2 separate regions of the Homo sapiens genome follow, and region 1 is linked to region 2. A link is a loop called in an ENCODE intact Hi-C map of the cell type or tissue named here. Cell type or tissue: thyroid gland. All regions are shown on one strand.

The links. A loop is a pair of places that touch in the nucleus more often than their neighbours do. Peaks named below come from ENCODE experiments on the same cell type or tissue, not always from the same donor. Only the 100,000 strongest peaks of a DNase experiment are listed, where the experiment ranks them.
Region 1: a loop joins it to region 2, with 2.3 times the contacts of the local background. A loop is called at or near these places in 28 of 110 quality-filtered maps.

The regions. Positions count from the first base shown.
Region 1 is chr20:17,651,068-17,659,067 of GRCh38, forward strand. RRBP1 (ribosome binding protein 1) reads right to left here. Exons shown (of 25, transcript NM_001365613.2): 3 at 7,529-8,000. Among named protein-coding and RNA genes, the nearest start is that of RRBP1, 27 kb to the right of the region's middle. RefSeq lists a silencer at 909-988 and an enhancer at 4,777-5,071. In thyroid gland, CTCF peaks have their summits at 923 (motif pointing right), 4,071 (motif pointing right) and 4,271; DNase peaks (open chromatin) are centred at 924 and 4,067; H3K27ac peaks cover 4,176 bases.
Region 2 is chr20:17,901,606-17,909,605 of GRCh38, forward strand. It overlaps the pseudogene RNU6-192P. Among named protein-coding and RNA genes, the nearest start is that of SNORD17, 57 kb to the right of the region's middle. RefSeq lists an enhancer at 2,554-2,613 and a silencer at 5,455-5,616. In thyroid gland, no CTCF peak of the experiment used is centred here; no DNase peak of the experiment used is centred here.

The DNA.
Region 1 (8,000 bases), 250 kb before region 2:
GAATTTCCACTTCTCGAGGATCCCATCAATTTCCTCCTCTCCAAATATTTAGTAAAGAATTTGTGCCTTTCATTTCCAAAGAAAGAGGCTTTCTCCTTATCCCACGTCTGGGTTTATAATGCTCCCTGCTCCCCAAACTTCCTGAAGTTAGAATCATTCCCAGAGTAGCACAGCAGCACCGTGTGAGGAGTGCTGAGTCAGAAAACAAATCTTGTGGGCCTCTCATCGTAAATTGTGAAACGTTTCTGGAAAGCAATGCAGCACTGTCTTCCTAAATTAAAAACGTACCCACCTTTTGACTTGACAATTACTTATCTAGGACTTTATTTTGTAGAGACACACAACAGTGTATGTACATCATTGCAGCATTAATTTTAGCTGCAAAATAGCTGCACACTACTTAAATGTCATTTAAATAAATTACAATACAGTCATGCTAGGGAATATTATGCAGCTGAATGTGGCAGTTTCGCAGGTGCAATACGGAAAGATGTCACCAACACACTGTTAAGCAGACAGCAGTGTGCACTGCAGCTCCCGTTTGTGGGTGCCCATGTGAAGAGCACAATGAATTTACCCCCCCGCCCCTCCACCCCCGGGAAGCGGATGGTGATTGGGATGGAGCAAAAAGACTTTCTATTTTCACCTTCCATGCCTCCATACTGTGAATTTTGTTTGCTGGAAACACATATTTATGTAATAATAAATTGTAAAAGGCAAGGATTAGGAAGGCAGGTGTTCTCTGTCAAATACAGCCATGGACAAGTGGTAAAAACCCGCTGCAGGGCCCCCATCTGCTCTTGGAGGAAAATCAGAGCAGAAGTTCTGGAAGAGCTCCAGCCTGGGTCTGCAAAAGCATGTCCTGGGCCTACCACTCCTGCCAGGTCTCCCTCTGGGGCACCTGTCAGCAGGGGGCCCTGCTGGACCAGCCAGGTAACAGGTAGGGCTAGGAAGACTGAAGAAGCACTTCAAGTCTCTGGTGGAGCCCAGCTCCAGTACTGGTTTTGCTGCTAATCTGTCCTGTGCTATGGGCCAGCCACAGCCTCTGTGCAACACCAACACAGGTCTGCACAGACCGGCTAGTGATCCAAGAGGCCACCTCCTTTCAGAAGGTCCTGTTTAGAGCACTGCTGTGCAAAACTTTCTGCTCTGACTGAGATGATCTGTCTCTGCACTGTGTAAAGGGAGCCACTAGCCACATGTGACTAGTAGGCACTTGGAATGTGGCTAGTGTGACTGAGGAATGGAATCTTTAATTTTATTTACTTCTGACTGATTTAGGTGATAATTTAAATGCTCCCATGTGACCAGTGCCTCCCATATGGGACAGCACAGCCCTAGGCCCTACACCTCCCCTGCCCAAGTCAAGGCCTCCTGGACTCATGGGAGGAGTTCCCGTCCTGGCCTGCTCCACACCGGTGATCTAGAACCCACTGCCAAGCACCTCCCAGATCCCCGCAGCACAGCCCTCATGCCACCTCACCCCTCCCACCCAACACACTCACACCCACAGGTCCCTGTGTTTCTAGATGCCCAGGGCCAGTCAGCCCACCCGGAGTTCTGCCTACAGTTGCCTCAGGTTGGGCACACATGACCCCCAGAGAAGCTGGAGTGGGCAGGCCCCAGACTGACAGGAAGCTCAGCCCCAGCAGAGGGGCAACGAGGCACAAGGCAGCCAGTGGGGGCCGCCGCAGCCTTTCCAACAAAGGGAGGAACCCACGGTCTAACGTGTCTCATCCGGGCTTGCTCACCAGGCAACATGGTCACAGCCGCCAATGTTAAGTGGAAATCCAAATAATTCTGGAACATGAAAACTCCACATATAAGACGTAGCAAGGGTGAAACCAATTCCACAAGCCACTGGTGAAAACCCATGCTGTGGACTCACAGATTTCTGCCTCATACCCTCGGGCACCACAGCTCATGGCTAACTGAAAACCAAGAAAATCATCCGAGGGCACAGAGACAAGGTGGGAAATCACTGCAAGTGATGAAGTGTGCCCGGAGCAGAGAAGGGCCTTTGCAAGGCAAAACGGCCAAGCATCCAGAGAGCGCCACCGACAACTGACTGCAGTGGTGGGAATTCTGCCAGATGCAGCTACATGCCCACCGTGCCCAGCGCGCCCTCGGGCTCTCCCCTGTGTTCGTGTTATTTGTGTGTGGGAAAAGCAGACTAACTGTGAGGAGAGGTGCACACTTCACTGAGCCCACCCAGGGCCTCTGTCCTTTACAGTCAGAGCTGCAAAGCAGCTGGGAGCTATGCAGACAGACCTTCTTGCACACGCCACCTGGCAGTGGCTTAGGGGTTGGGCCCCCCACCCATGCTGTTAGTAAGAAGATGGTAGCCACAAATGAATCAAGAAATGTCCCTGGAGCCCGTCAGCTGCAAAGAGCAGAAAATACGTGTGCTAAAGAATAAGCAGACTGTGACGGAGTCCAGATGAGACCAATACATACAGATCACACGCCAAGAACAGCCTGGCCCTGGCCAGGCGCGGTGGCTCACGCCTATAACCCCAGCACTTTGGGAGGCCAAGGCGGGTGGATCACCTGAGGTCAGGAGTTCAAGACCAGCTGCCAACATGGTGAAACCCCATCTCTACTAAAAATACAAAAATCAGCTGGGCGTGGTGGTGGGTGCCTGTAATCCCAGCTACTTGGGAGGCTGAGGCAGGAGAATTGCTTAAACCCAAGAGGCAGAGGTTGCAGTGAGCCGAGATCGTGCCATTACATGCCAGCCTGGGTGACAGAGCGAGACTCCATCTCAAAAAAAAAAAAAAAAAAGAACAGCCTCCTGGTCCCAAGGTGGACAGAAAGAGCCACACATACATGCCTCACAACCCCCAGCCACCAAAGACCAATGTTGATGGGGACATTAATATCAGATACCCACCAGCACAGACTAGAGAAAAGCACACTGCACAGTTAAACAGTAATGCACAAACGCATTTTTGTCTGTTTTGGTTTGATAATGGCCATGCAGGGTCTGACCACTGCACTAAAGGACACAACAAAAGGACAGGGCTCTCCACCCCAATCGCTACCCGCTCAGACTGGTGTGGGCCGTCCACGTAACATAGACTCGACCTCCTCACATCCCAGGGCCGGCACCCTCCCTTCACAGTCTCCCTGTAGGAGAGCCTTTGTCATTCCAGGACTCAAATGTCCCCTACATCCTGAGTGTGACCCCATGATGGAACTGGTGGCAGCAGGTGCTGAGTGTGAAGCATCTTAAGCCAGAGTCCTAAATGCTTCTTCTTGTACAGATGCTGCTCCCCCAGTGAGAAGATCTCTACCTGGGACCACGCAACTCCAGACACATTAAGGACTTACGGGTTTTCTGTGGATAAACTTGGAGGCTTACCAATATGCACTACTGATTCTGTGGAAAAGAAGTAGACTGAATACATTGCTTGTTAACTGGGATTTCAAATACCTTGAATTTCGGGCCTTACCACTCAATCACGTGTGTGTTTGCTAGTGACTCCCTTCCATGTTCATAAATGCCTCCTTTCATCTGTCCTGAGCTTTTGCTGCTTGAGCATCATGGAATCAGGGAGGGTCTCTTCACTGTGGCTGGAGCTCTGGACCCATCACCAAGTCCACACTGCCCTATCAACAATCCTGGGTGACTCTATAGCCTGTGCCATTATATAAACCACCCTCAGCCCCTAAGGTCTGTCCACTGTGGCTCTCGGGTCCTTCTCTGCACTTCACCCCCGAACTACTGAGATGAACCCACAGGCAGAGGCCTGCGGTGCTGAGCTATGTCCAGAGACAGCAAGCAGGAGCAGGAGTTCCAGCAGCCCCTGCCTTCCAGGGATCTTTCTCAGTTGTTTTAACATCTGGAATTAAGGAAGTATCATTATTCCTTTATTTTTCACAATGGCAAAGAGAGTATTTAAGATAATATATCAAGACCCAATTTTATCTCTCTAAAATAATTTCTGAAGGGCATTATATCAGGAAGGTTTTAATAGGAAATTCTTTGCTTCATCAGTTCGTTGGAATTCCTGTCCCAGTAGCATTAATGAAGGCTTTCCAAAGGGCGTTCCCAGCTCCAGGGGGCGCTGTCACAAACACAAGATCTAGGGTCTTCAGCGTTGCTTTCTGACTTTTATTTTTTTCTTTCTTTTTAACATTTCTTATAGAAACCAGGTCTCACTATGTTGCCCAGGCTGGAACTCCTGGGCTCAAGTGATCTTCCCAGGGGCTGAGGATAACAGGAGTGGGCCACAACGCCCAGCTGCTTTTTGACTTTTGAAGAGAAAACTACTACTACATTGAAGAAAAAAATCAGAAAGGAATTGTACTGTATTTCCTACAGTTACGGTTTATCTTGTTATCACTCATTTAATGTCTCTGCCTTCCACTGTTCTTGAGGCATCTAAAGAATTTGGCACCCGACTTCTCCAATGAAAAGTCACATTGTGACCACGTGACCATGTCTTTGCAGGTTACTATGGGATCTTCACAGGCATCACTGTTAGTGGCTGCACTGTGTCTGGGTGAGCCGCATGCACCGAGGCCCTTGGGGTGGTCCGAGGGACACCCCAGCCACTCACCCACAGACCTGGCTGCCACAGTTTACACTGTTTCCTGAGGGGAGTCCAGGAGAAGAAGAAAAACTACTCATCCCTTTGAGGCTCTTGATACATTTCACAAAATTGCTTTTCAAAATGGTCACACAATTTACAATGCCAGCATTTAAAAATATACATTATATATTTATATTAACGGTTTTTAAATAAAGCTTATTTGCTTTAATGTGAGTTTTTGAAACTGCTAGTTAAATGATGATGTCTCCTGGATCCTGACTGGCCCCACATGTGGTACGTGGGACCCACAGCATCAGCAGCTCCCAGGAACTGCTTAGAAATGCAGAATCTCAGGCCCCACCTGGGAGCTGCTGAGTCACAAGATCCTGGGTGATTCATCTGCATAACAAAGTTTAAGAAGCACTTCAGGAGGGGACGTCTCCAGGATCCTCACGGTGTCTGGGGAGTGGCCCAAATCCACCGCAGATGGCCCTGAAGATGCCTTTGTACATCAACCATGGGAAAACAGGCCTGAGATTCCTCAGTGCTAATTCAAGAAACGAAAATAGAAAGTCCAAGAAAGAACTTTCCCCATGTTTTCTAGACTGCCGACACTGTGAAGAAGAAAGAAACCACCTTGCGGGCGGCATGTTGGTGGCACGTGTGGCCCTGTCTCTGCCTCTTCCTTGTGGTTGCACAGCCCTGCGTGGCTGTGTGTCAAGCTCCCCCATGTCAGCCTTGGTGACTTCTTCTCATGACAATGTCAGAGTGGCCATCTTCCACCATCTGGGCTAACCCATATTCATTTTTTTTCAAATTAAATCTATTTCATCCAAACCTTAAATTTTTATAGAGGCAAGTGCTTGGCGGGTCTAAGAAGACTTTTCCAAATTATGAATATATGAACACACTGCCCTAGATCATCTGCTGAACGTTTCCTTCCCTACTGCAATATGATGCTTCTCTCATTCAAGTTCTCAGTCAGTTTCAGAGCCTTCTATTCCCCTACTTGTAATTACAACAGTTGGGAGACGTTCACACATTGACAGGACTGGCCTTCTAAAATCCACTGTAAAAAAATCTGTTCAATTATTCTTACCTATTTTTCCCTCAGATGGGACTTTTGGAATAATCCGTCAAGTTAGGGGGAAAATCTCAAGAAAGTTTGGCTGGAATAATGGTAGACCACTAAATTAACTTGAAAATTACTATCCTTTCATCGATAATATTTCATCTTCTTCTCCTGGAATATGGGTTTTGTTTTCTTGGTTCCAACTTTATCACCCCACTCAAGCTGTTGTGTTACGTTCACAGAGGTCACACGTAGGTCTCATCCCTAACAAGGTTCTTTATTACCTGCAAATTAGAACAATTTTGTCTTCCTTTCCAATATTATCATCACACTTCTGTTTTGTATCTCGTTTCAAATGTCTAAAACCACACGAAATAACAATGACCATGGGATGCAGGAAGCTGTGGACATGCCTGATGTGGAAGAACCAAGTAAAAGCTGATTCTCAGCTCCATCCCCAGCTTTGAATCAAGTGGAACATCATGTTAAAGAAAGGGCAGTGCGTCGCCTGCCAGCCTCTGGAAGTAGGGCTGAGGCCAGAGCGTCTGGGTTTTCAAAGGGCTTTCAAGGCCACCTGATCTGGGCTGGGCAGCTGGTCGCTGGCTTCCCACAGGAGCCTACAGCCGCTCACAGGGGACAGGGCCTCTCACACGGAGCAGGGGGCTGCTGCCCCAGCAAATGGCCCATCAAAAACAGCAGAAGGAGGAAACCCCACGAAGGTAATAGCCTGACAGAGGCAAGATAGGGAAGCCCAGCTAAAGACACAGGGCCTGTGCAGCCCGACACAGGTACAAACATTTCACACCTCCTAAGATACCCTTCGTCAACACAAATGCAATTATTTTTCCAAATCAGCTAATGGCTATTTAAAAACAAGAAAAGAAAAGAAAGGAAAAAAGAAAAGAAAAGAAAGGAAAAAAGAAAAGGAAAGGAGAGGAGAGGAGAGGAAAGGAAAGGAGAGGAGAGAAAGAAAACATAAGTGAAACTGAATGAATGACAAACATGAAACAGGAACTCCCTGGACCAATTTCTACAGTAATATACACTAAACAGATAAAGGTAAACCAGTGCTTCATATGATCACATATATATCTATGTAATCCAGTGTTTATGTTAATGCTCTATAATGCTTTACCAAATGACTAGGGTGGCGCAGGGGAAGGAGAAGGCAGAAGAGGAAAGAATGCAACTGCTCCTTAAAAACACCTTCCTACCATCATTCACTCAACAAGCACAGATACCCGAGTCAGGCTGCACAAAAGCATCAGGTGAGGCAAGAACATCGAACAGGCTGACAGAACGCAGCCAGACAGTTAAGAAAGACTTGCCAACACGCAGAACTCTTCTACACTGTGTGGTGGACAGAATTATTGCTCCTAATTCCTCACCTCTCCTTGTGCTCCCATATGTTTAAGACATGCCAAGACACGGACCTGTTGCTCACTCCTCACCTCTCCTTTCTCACATCACCTTGCAGTCCCTTCTCCCTGGACACAGTGGACTCCCTGCCCCTTGACTCAGGCTCAGACACATCACTTGATCTGGTCAATGAAATGCTGACTTGAAATGCCCTTTTGTGCCTCTGTTGTAACTATGAAGGGCCTCTGCCCTGGAGGGCGCCAGAAGGACCACACATGGAACTGACCTGAGCTCAACCTGTAGCAAAGAGTCACCAACCCAGTTAAAACCAGATTGAGGCAGAGCCACCAACCGAGAAAGCTCACATCTGCCAACCTCCAGAAGCATGAGCAACAATAAATGACTGCTGTTGAAGGCCACTGAATTTTTTTTTGAATGTTTGTTACGCAGCCTTATTATGACAATAGCTGACTGATACAGGTGGCACTCCCCGAGAGAATCCATAAGTCATTTAAAGACAGCCTTTCCTTCTAAGTTCATAAAGAAATCAGTTACTTACCAGGCTCACCTTTTTTCTTTGAACCAGACTTCTTCTTGGCAGGAGCCTCTTGCTTTGGTGCCTCTGGGCTCTGGGCCACATCTGTATTTCTGCCCTGGACAGAAGCTGACTCTGTCTTTTTACCCTGATTGGCAGCTGCGTCTGCCTTTTTGCCTTGGTTGGGGGACCCTTCTGCCTTTTTGCCTTCACTGGGGGACCCTTCTGCTTTTTTCCCCTGGTTTGTAATACCCTCTACCTTTGTGCCCTGATTAGCAACCGAATCTGCCTTTTTGCCCTGGATGGGAGCTCCCTCTCCTTTTTTGCCTTGGTTGGGACTCCTTTCTGCCTTTTTGCCCTGAGCCCCTTCTGTCTTTTTACCCTGATTCTGGGCTCCCTCTCCTTTTTGGCCCTGGTTCTGGGCTCCCTCGGCCTTTTTGCCCTGGTTCTGAGCCCCCTCGGCCTTCTTGCCCTGGTTCTGGGCCCCCTCAGCCTT
Region 2 (8,000 bases):
AGGACTAAGACCCCTTTTTAAAAAATAAAAATAAAAAATAAAAAAATAAAAGGCAAAACTTATCTACATATGATGAGAGAGGTCAGAATAGTGTCTACTTGTTTAGGGCAGTGGGAGATGGGGATTGAGTGAGAAAGGGCCTGAAGGAACTTACTAGAATGATGGAAATGTTCTCTATCCTGATCTTGGTGGTTGTTACATGAGTGTATACATAGGTAAAAATTCATTGAGCATCCACTTAAGATTTGTGTATTTTACTATATGCAAATTATGCATCAATAAAAGAGCAAAAACAATCAAAACTCTTAGGTGACCACACCTGATATAAGCATGGCTGATACATTAAAAAGCTTGCATATATTACAATGAATACCATCATTTGGGAATTTAATATAATTTTGTAACAGCCTCAGAAACAGTCATATTCCAGAGGCCCTTGGCAACAGCTTTGTTGCTTACAGCTCACCAGCACCAAAAGGGACCCGTCGCTTTCCAACCAAGGGGGCTGTGGCCCTGCCCAGAACTCTCAAGGGATCCACCTTTCTGGGTCGAACTCTCACAGCTCCCAGAGTACCTGGGGCCAAGCACGTGAGCTGCCAGCAGGCCTTAGCACCCTGGGATGCCAGACCTGCTCAAACTTGGAGAGGGTCCTACAGGTCCTTGGAGGAAAATTACAAGCCCCAAGTACACTGGACACACAGAGTTTGCCTGTGATGAAAACTTAGATGAAGGAAGAAGCCCTTTAGGAGGGTCTTTCTTGTCTTCTGCAGATGTGCGGCTCTAGCCGTGCTGCAACGCAGACCATGGACCAGGAGCTCCCAACCTCAGCTGCACAGCACAGGGGAGCATTGGAACATGGGATGCCCGGACCGTCTGACCCACACCAACTGAATCAGAATCTTTAATATGGTGTTTCTCAGAGGGCCCCCTGGAGCCACAGCAACATTGTCACCTGGGAACCTGTTAGAAATGCACATTCTCAGGCCCCACTTCAGACCCACTGAATTCTGTGGCCAGCCCCAGCAATCTTTGTTCTGACTGTTCTCACAGTCCCTGCCAGGGGTTCTGATGCATGTGGAAGTGTGGGACCTAATTAGAAACTGCATTTCTAGCAAGTTTCCAGGCGGTGCAGATGTGGCTGCTCTGGGGACTACACTCTGAAAACCACCAGAGTCTAACTGTCTAATGGGTAGAGCCAAGCTCTGGGAGAGAGTGGGGGAAATTAAAAGCTACCCAGGTGAGTGGCTCTGATGCAGGTGAGAGTAATTAGCATTGCCATAGCCTCTCATCGTCTCATCTGACAAGAGGTACACAGCTGGAGAGGGAGCTCACACAGGTGAGGGCGTTACAGGAGAAGAAATACCATCTCCTCAATTTGACCTGTCTGTGGTCTCTTCATTTCTATAACACTGCAATTTGGGGTTCCTGGTACGGCAGAATTTAGGTTCTAGGTGCCTAGCCCTGAGAATTTGTTCTGGCAATATTGAAGCTGGAGACGTTTTTGTTAGAACACTTTGCATAAAAGCCTTTATGGGGAAGGGGACCTGATTTTACCTTAAAAAGCTAATTTTTGGCCCAAGATAGATGAGACTTAGAAGGGGAGAGGAAGTAAAGGAGGAGTAAAGAGAATGAAAAGAAGAGATGATGTGCAGGGCTGGGGAGGAGAGAGCAAATGGGGAGGAAGAGAAAGAACTGTGAGAGAAGGACTGAAAGATCGTCTCTCCTTTCCAAGGAGCGTCCGCCCTCTCTCTTTTTTTAAAATTGAGCACTGAGAAGGGATTTATGCAAGACTGGGTGCAAGAGCTGGGCAAGCTGATATGCAAAGCAGGAAAGCAAAGGATTGAAAGGAGTCAAAGTGCTGTCTTTGGCAGCACATGTATAAAATTGGAATGAAGGCCGGGCACCGTGGCTCACGTCTGTAATCCCAGCACTTTGGGAGGCTGAAGTGGGCGGATCACTTGAGGCCAGGAGTTCGAGACCAGTCTGGCCAACATGATGAAACCCGTTTCTACTAAAACTATGAAAACTAGCCGGGCGTGGTGGTGCATGCCTGTAATTCCAGCTACTCGGGAGGCTGAAGCAGGAACTCAGGAGGCACAGGTTTCAATGAGCCGAGATCACGCCACTGTACTCCAGCCTGGGTAACAGAGTGACACTCTGTCTCTAAATAAATAAATAAAACTGGAACAATACAGAGAAGATTAGCATGGCCCCTGCAAGGATGACACACGAATTCATGAAAAGTTCCATATCAATAAAAATTATTTTAAAATTTTTTTAAAAGAATGAGTTAAAGGAGACCCCAAAGGAGTGAGTGGGGGCTGGAGGCCAGGCCCACCATGGCAGAGGGTCAGACTTCATCAGGGTGAAAACTTCCTGCTGTGAAAAGCCAAACTACAGACTGGGAGAAAATGTTCACAGCACCTGTATCTGAAAAAGGATTTGCATTCCAAATACATAAAGAACCCATACAACTCACTAATAGGAAGGCAAACAGTGAAAACTGAGCAAAAGACATGAACAGACACTTCACAAAGGACATGCAAATGGCCAGCACGCACAGGAAGAGATGCTCACCCTCAGTAGTCTTCAGGGAGATGCAGAATGAAACCACAGTAAGATGCTACCTCACACTCACAAGCATGGCTGAAAATAAAAAGATGTGTAATACCAGTATTGGTTAGAATGTAGGGCAGCTGAAACTCCTAGCTCACTGGCAGGAACTTAAAATAGTACAGGCTGGATGCAGTGGCTCACGTCTGTAATCCCAGCACTTTGGGAGGCCAAGACGGGCAGACTGCTTGAGCCCAGGAGTTTGAGACCAGCCTGGGCAATGTGGCAAAACCCCATCTCTACTAAAAATACAAAAAATTAGCTGGGTGTGGTGGCATGCATCTGTAATACCAACTACCCCAGCAGGCTGAAGTGGGAGAATCACCTGAGCCAGGGAGGTCGAGACTGCAGTGAGCTGTGATCATGCTACTGCTCTCCAGCCTGGGTGATAGAGTGAGACCCTGTCTCAAAAAATAAAGATACAAATAAAATAAAATAGTACAACTGCTTGGGAGAACTACTGGAGTTTATTTTAAATCTAAACAAACACCCACCATTTGACCCAGCAATTCTACTGTTATGTATTTACTGAAGTACCATAAAAACATAGGCCCACAAAAAGACTTGTACACAAATGTGAATAGGCGTAAGTAGCTAGTGGCCACCATAATGCTGTTGGATTTGATTGCTCAAAAGCTTGTGGAAGTCTACATTGGAATAATAGGTTGCCTTTTTAAAAGGCTTGTATCCAAATGTGCGTAACAGCTTTATTCACGATTGCTAAAAATTGGAAACAATTCAAGTAATCCATCAACTAGGAAATGGGTAAACAAAATTTGTTCTCTTCATAGAAAGGGATAGTAATAAAAAGATTGAAATTACTAATAGATGCAACAACATGGATGAGTCTTAAAATCACTGTGTAAAATAAAAGCTGGATGCAAGAGTGCCTACCATATGATTCATTTATATAAAATTTTTAAACAAAGAGAACTAATTTATAGTTACAGAAAGCAGATCAACGATGAACTGGGACTGAGGTGACTGCAAGTGGGGGACTAAAACACTTTCTGGGGTGATGGACAGGTGTTATATCTTGTTTAGGTGCATGCATTTGTCAAAAGTTGTCCAACTGAATGCTTAAAATGTATGAATGAGTTTTATTGTATGTAAATTATACCTCAATAACGTTTATTTAAAATGAATTGGCCGGCACGGTGGCTTACGCCTGTAACCCCAGAACAGCACTTTGGGAGGCTGAGGCGGGTAGATCACCTGAGGTCAGGAGTTCAAGACCAGCCTGGCCAACATGGTGAAACCCTGTCTCTACTAAAAATACAAAAAAAAAAAGAAAAAAAAATTAGCCGGGCGTGGTGACAGGCACCTGTAATCCCAGCTACTCGGGAGTCTGAGGAAGGAGAATTGCTTGAACCCAGGAGGCGGAGGTTGCAGTGAGCCGAGATCGTGCCATTGCACTCCAGCATGAGAGACAGGGCAAGACTCCGTCTCAAAAATAAATAAATAAAATGAATCAAAAATAAAAATATAAAAAAATAGCAGAAAAGAAAAAAGGACAAGAATAAAATAAAAATAAAGAAAAGAAAAATAAAGAAAAAAATAAGAAACTTTGTGGTAAAAATAATAAAACAGTAAAATAGGAAGAGCACACAGAATGGGAAGAGAAATGGACCAAGGTGAAAACCGTGAAGAGCTGTCGAACTTGAAGAATAGAAAAGGAAGAATGAGCAGAGATGCACAGGCAGAGGTCAGAATGAAGTCCTCTGGGGGTCAAAGAAGTAAGAAGCTTGGTGGCCACAGACAGCAGAGAGTTAAAAGAGCCAAGGGGGCCAGCCAGTAAGATTAATGCCTGGAGAGGGCTGTAGGATGGGGCCCGAGTGGAGAAGTGACTCCTGAGAGGCCAGTTCTGAAGGTGGGTTGAGGGGTGATAACTTGGGCTGAGGGAGCAGAGAAGGAGCCTTCGGCAGCTTTGTCAGGGAGCCTGGGGAAGGAGAGTGGGCTCCAACAGGAGGCTGCTGGGAGAACCCCAGGGGAAACCCACCTGGTGGCCTCAATCTCCTGACACTGTCTTTCACGTCTTCATTCCTACACAGGGATAGATATTGCTATTTGACCACTGCCCCTGCACAAGGTGTGCCAAAAGTCCCCAAGCCCCTTTCCCATAAGAAGTTTACTGTATGTTTGCACTGAGGAAAGCTAAATAAGCTAGGTGAATTCCCCACCCCAAATTCCTAGGGATGCCGCTGGCTTGCCCCACCAAATCGGTCTCTCCTATCTGCCTGTATTGCTGGTGGGAATGTACTTTGGTTTGACTTCCATAGGAGCTGGTTTGGCAAAAACTATCAAAACTACAAATGCACACTGGAGGTACAAATACAACAGGAGGTATTTATGCTACGATAAACTTGCACACGGATGAAACCATGTATGTACTTGGTTATTTGTTGCCTCATTGTGATGCTGTTTGATCAAAACAGACCCAAATGCCCCTCAAGAAGGCCATTAGATAAATACTAATATGTTTTGTTTTGTTTTGTTTTGTTGAGATGGGGTTTCACTCTTGTTGCCCAGGCTGAAGTGCAATGGCATGATCTTGGCTCACTGCAACCTCTGCCTCCTAGATTCAAGTGATTCTCCTGCCTCAGCCTCTCGAGTAGTTGGGATTACAGGTGCCCATCACAACACCCAGCTACTTTTTGTATTTTTAATAGAGACAGGGTTTCGCCATGTTGGCCAGGCTGGTCTTGAACTCCTCACCTCAGGTGATCCACCCACCTCGGCCTCCCAAAGTGCTGAAATTACAGGCATGAGCCACCTCACATGGCCGTATTTTTTTTTTTTTTTTGAGACAGAGTCTTGTTCTGTCGCCCAAGTTGAAGTGCAGTGGCGCAATCTTGGCCCACTGTGACCTCCGCCTCCCAGGTTCAAGCAATTCTCGTGTCTCAGCCTCCCAAGTAGCTGGGATTACAGACGTGCACCACTATGCCCAGCTAATTTTTGTGTTTTTAGTACAGACGGGGCTTCACCATGTTGGCCAGGCTGGTCTCGAACTCCCAACCTCAGGTGATCAGCCTCAGCATCCCAAAGTGCTGGGATTACAGGCGTCAGCCACCATGCCCAGCCTTAATATGTATTAAGTATGTATATTCATCTTAGTCCATTTGTGTTGCTATAAGAAAATACCTTAAACTGGGTATTTTGAAATTTATTTATTTATTTATAGACAGGGTCTCACTGCTACCTTCATCTTCCAGGCTCAGGCTATCCTCCCACCTCAGCCTCCCGAGTAGCTGGGACCACAGGCGAACACCACCACATCCAGCTGATTTTTTGTGTTTTTGGTAGAGAGGGTTTCACCATGTTGCCCAGGTTGGTCTCAAGCTGCTGAGCTCAGGTGATCTGCCTGCCTTGGCCTCCCAAAGTGCTGGGGTTACAGGCATGAGCCACCAGGCCCAGCCTTGAAACTTATTGTATTTATTACAGCTCTGTTGACTGGAAAGTCCAAGATCCATCATTGCTGCCTGGTGAGGGATGCTCTCTGCTTCCAAGATGGCACCTTGCCGCTGTGTGCTCACATGGTAGAAAGTGGAAGGACAAGAGACTGCTCCCTTCAACCTCCAGCCCTTTCATAAGGCTGCTAATCCCAGTCATAAGAGCAGAGCTCTCATGACTTAATCACCTCCCAAAGGCTATACCTCTTAATACTGGTACATTGGGGATTTCATTTCAACAGGAATTTTGGAGGGGATTGCATATTTATTGTACTTTATTCATAATTTAATATCTATTTTAAAAATTATAGCCACATGCATGCAATGGATACTATTCAGGCACAAAAAACAGGATTCTCTCTATATACAGACATCGAAAGTCTTCCGAGTTATATTATCAAGTGAAAAGAAAAGCAAGACACATAACAGTTATATAGTACAAAATCTTTTTCCTTTTTTTTTTGAGACAGAGTCTTGCTCTGTCACCCAGGCTGGAGTACAGCGACACAATCTTGGCTCACTGCAATCTCCGCCTCCCAGGTTTAAGAGATTTTCGTGCCTTAGCCTCCCAGGCAGCTGGGACTACAGGCATGCACCACCACACCCGGCTAATTTTTGTATTTTTAGTAGAGACAGGGTTTTGCCATGTTGGCCAGGCTGGTCTCAAACTCCTGACCTCAAGTCATCCTCCCACCTTGGCCTCCCAAAGTGCTGGGATTACAGGTGTGAGCCACTGCACTCAGCCTACAGTACAAAATCATTTGTGGGGTTTTTTTTTAAAGGTATGTGTATGGAAGCTGGGTGTGGGAGGCTTACACCTCCCAGCACTTTGGGAGGCTGAGGCAGGAGGATTGCTTGAGCTCAGGAGTTTGAGACCAGCCTGGCCAACATGGTGAAATTCCATCTCTACGAAAAATGCAAAAATAAGTCGGGTGTGGTGGTGTGTGCCTGCAGTCCCCGCTACTCAGGAGGCCAAGGTGTGAAGGTCGCTTGAGCCCAGGAGGCTGAGGCTGCAGTGAGCTGTCATTGTGCCACTGCGTTCCAGCACAGGCGACAGAGCAATATCTTCTCTCAAAATTTTAAAAAAGGTGTATGGGGTAGGGTGTAAAAGAATATATTTGCTCTGTCACCCAGGCTGGAGTACAGCGACACAATCTTGGCTCACTGCAATCTCTGCCTCCCAGGTTTAAGTGATTTTCGTGCTTCAGCCTCCCAAGCAGCTGGGACTACAGGCACGCACCACCACACCTGGCTAATTTTTGTATTTAAAATACACCTCCCCCATAAAGTCTTTGCAGGTGTTGGGGAGTGAACCCAGGAGGTGGAGCTTGCAGTGAGCCAAGATCACGCCACTGCACTCCAGCCTGGGTGACAGAGCGAGACTCTGTCTCAAAATAAATAAATAAATAAATAAATAATTTAAAAAAAAACTTTACTCTTGGGTTCAATACTGGGGGATTGCAAATTAAACTGAAAAAAAGACAGATTAGCAAGAAAAAAGAGTTTAATTACCCGGGGAATGCACAGACACATAGAAGTGCTCAATGACGGAGTGGTTAGAACTGGGGGCTTATATGCCTTAGAAGGAGAATAGGAGGGCTACCATGGGAAGAACAAATAGATTTACAAATGGGTTTTTAGGAGAAGAAACAGGGTATTTTAGAAGTTTGTGATGAGGTTTATTTATGCAGGTGCAAATAGTCTCTGTGTCTTCCTCATGGCCATGAAACTCCCCTGAATAGAAGATTTGTGGTAGGTTTATTCTTGGTCCCTCTCCTGGAAGTGGAAGCTGCCCCAAAGACAGAATGTATGGCAGTCTTCAGTTCCAAGTGGGCCGCACACAAGGATACACAAGAAACTGATAATAGTGGTTACACATTTGAAGGGCAGGGGATAGAGGTGAATGAAAACCAAGAAGTTGTGAACAGGGACTTGGGA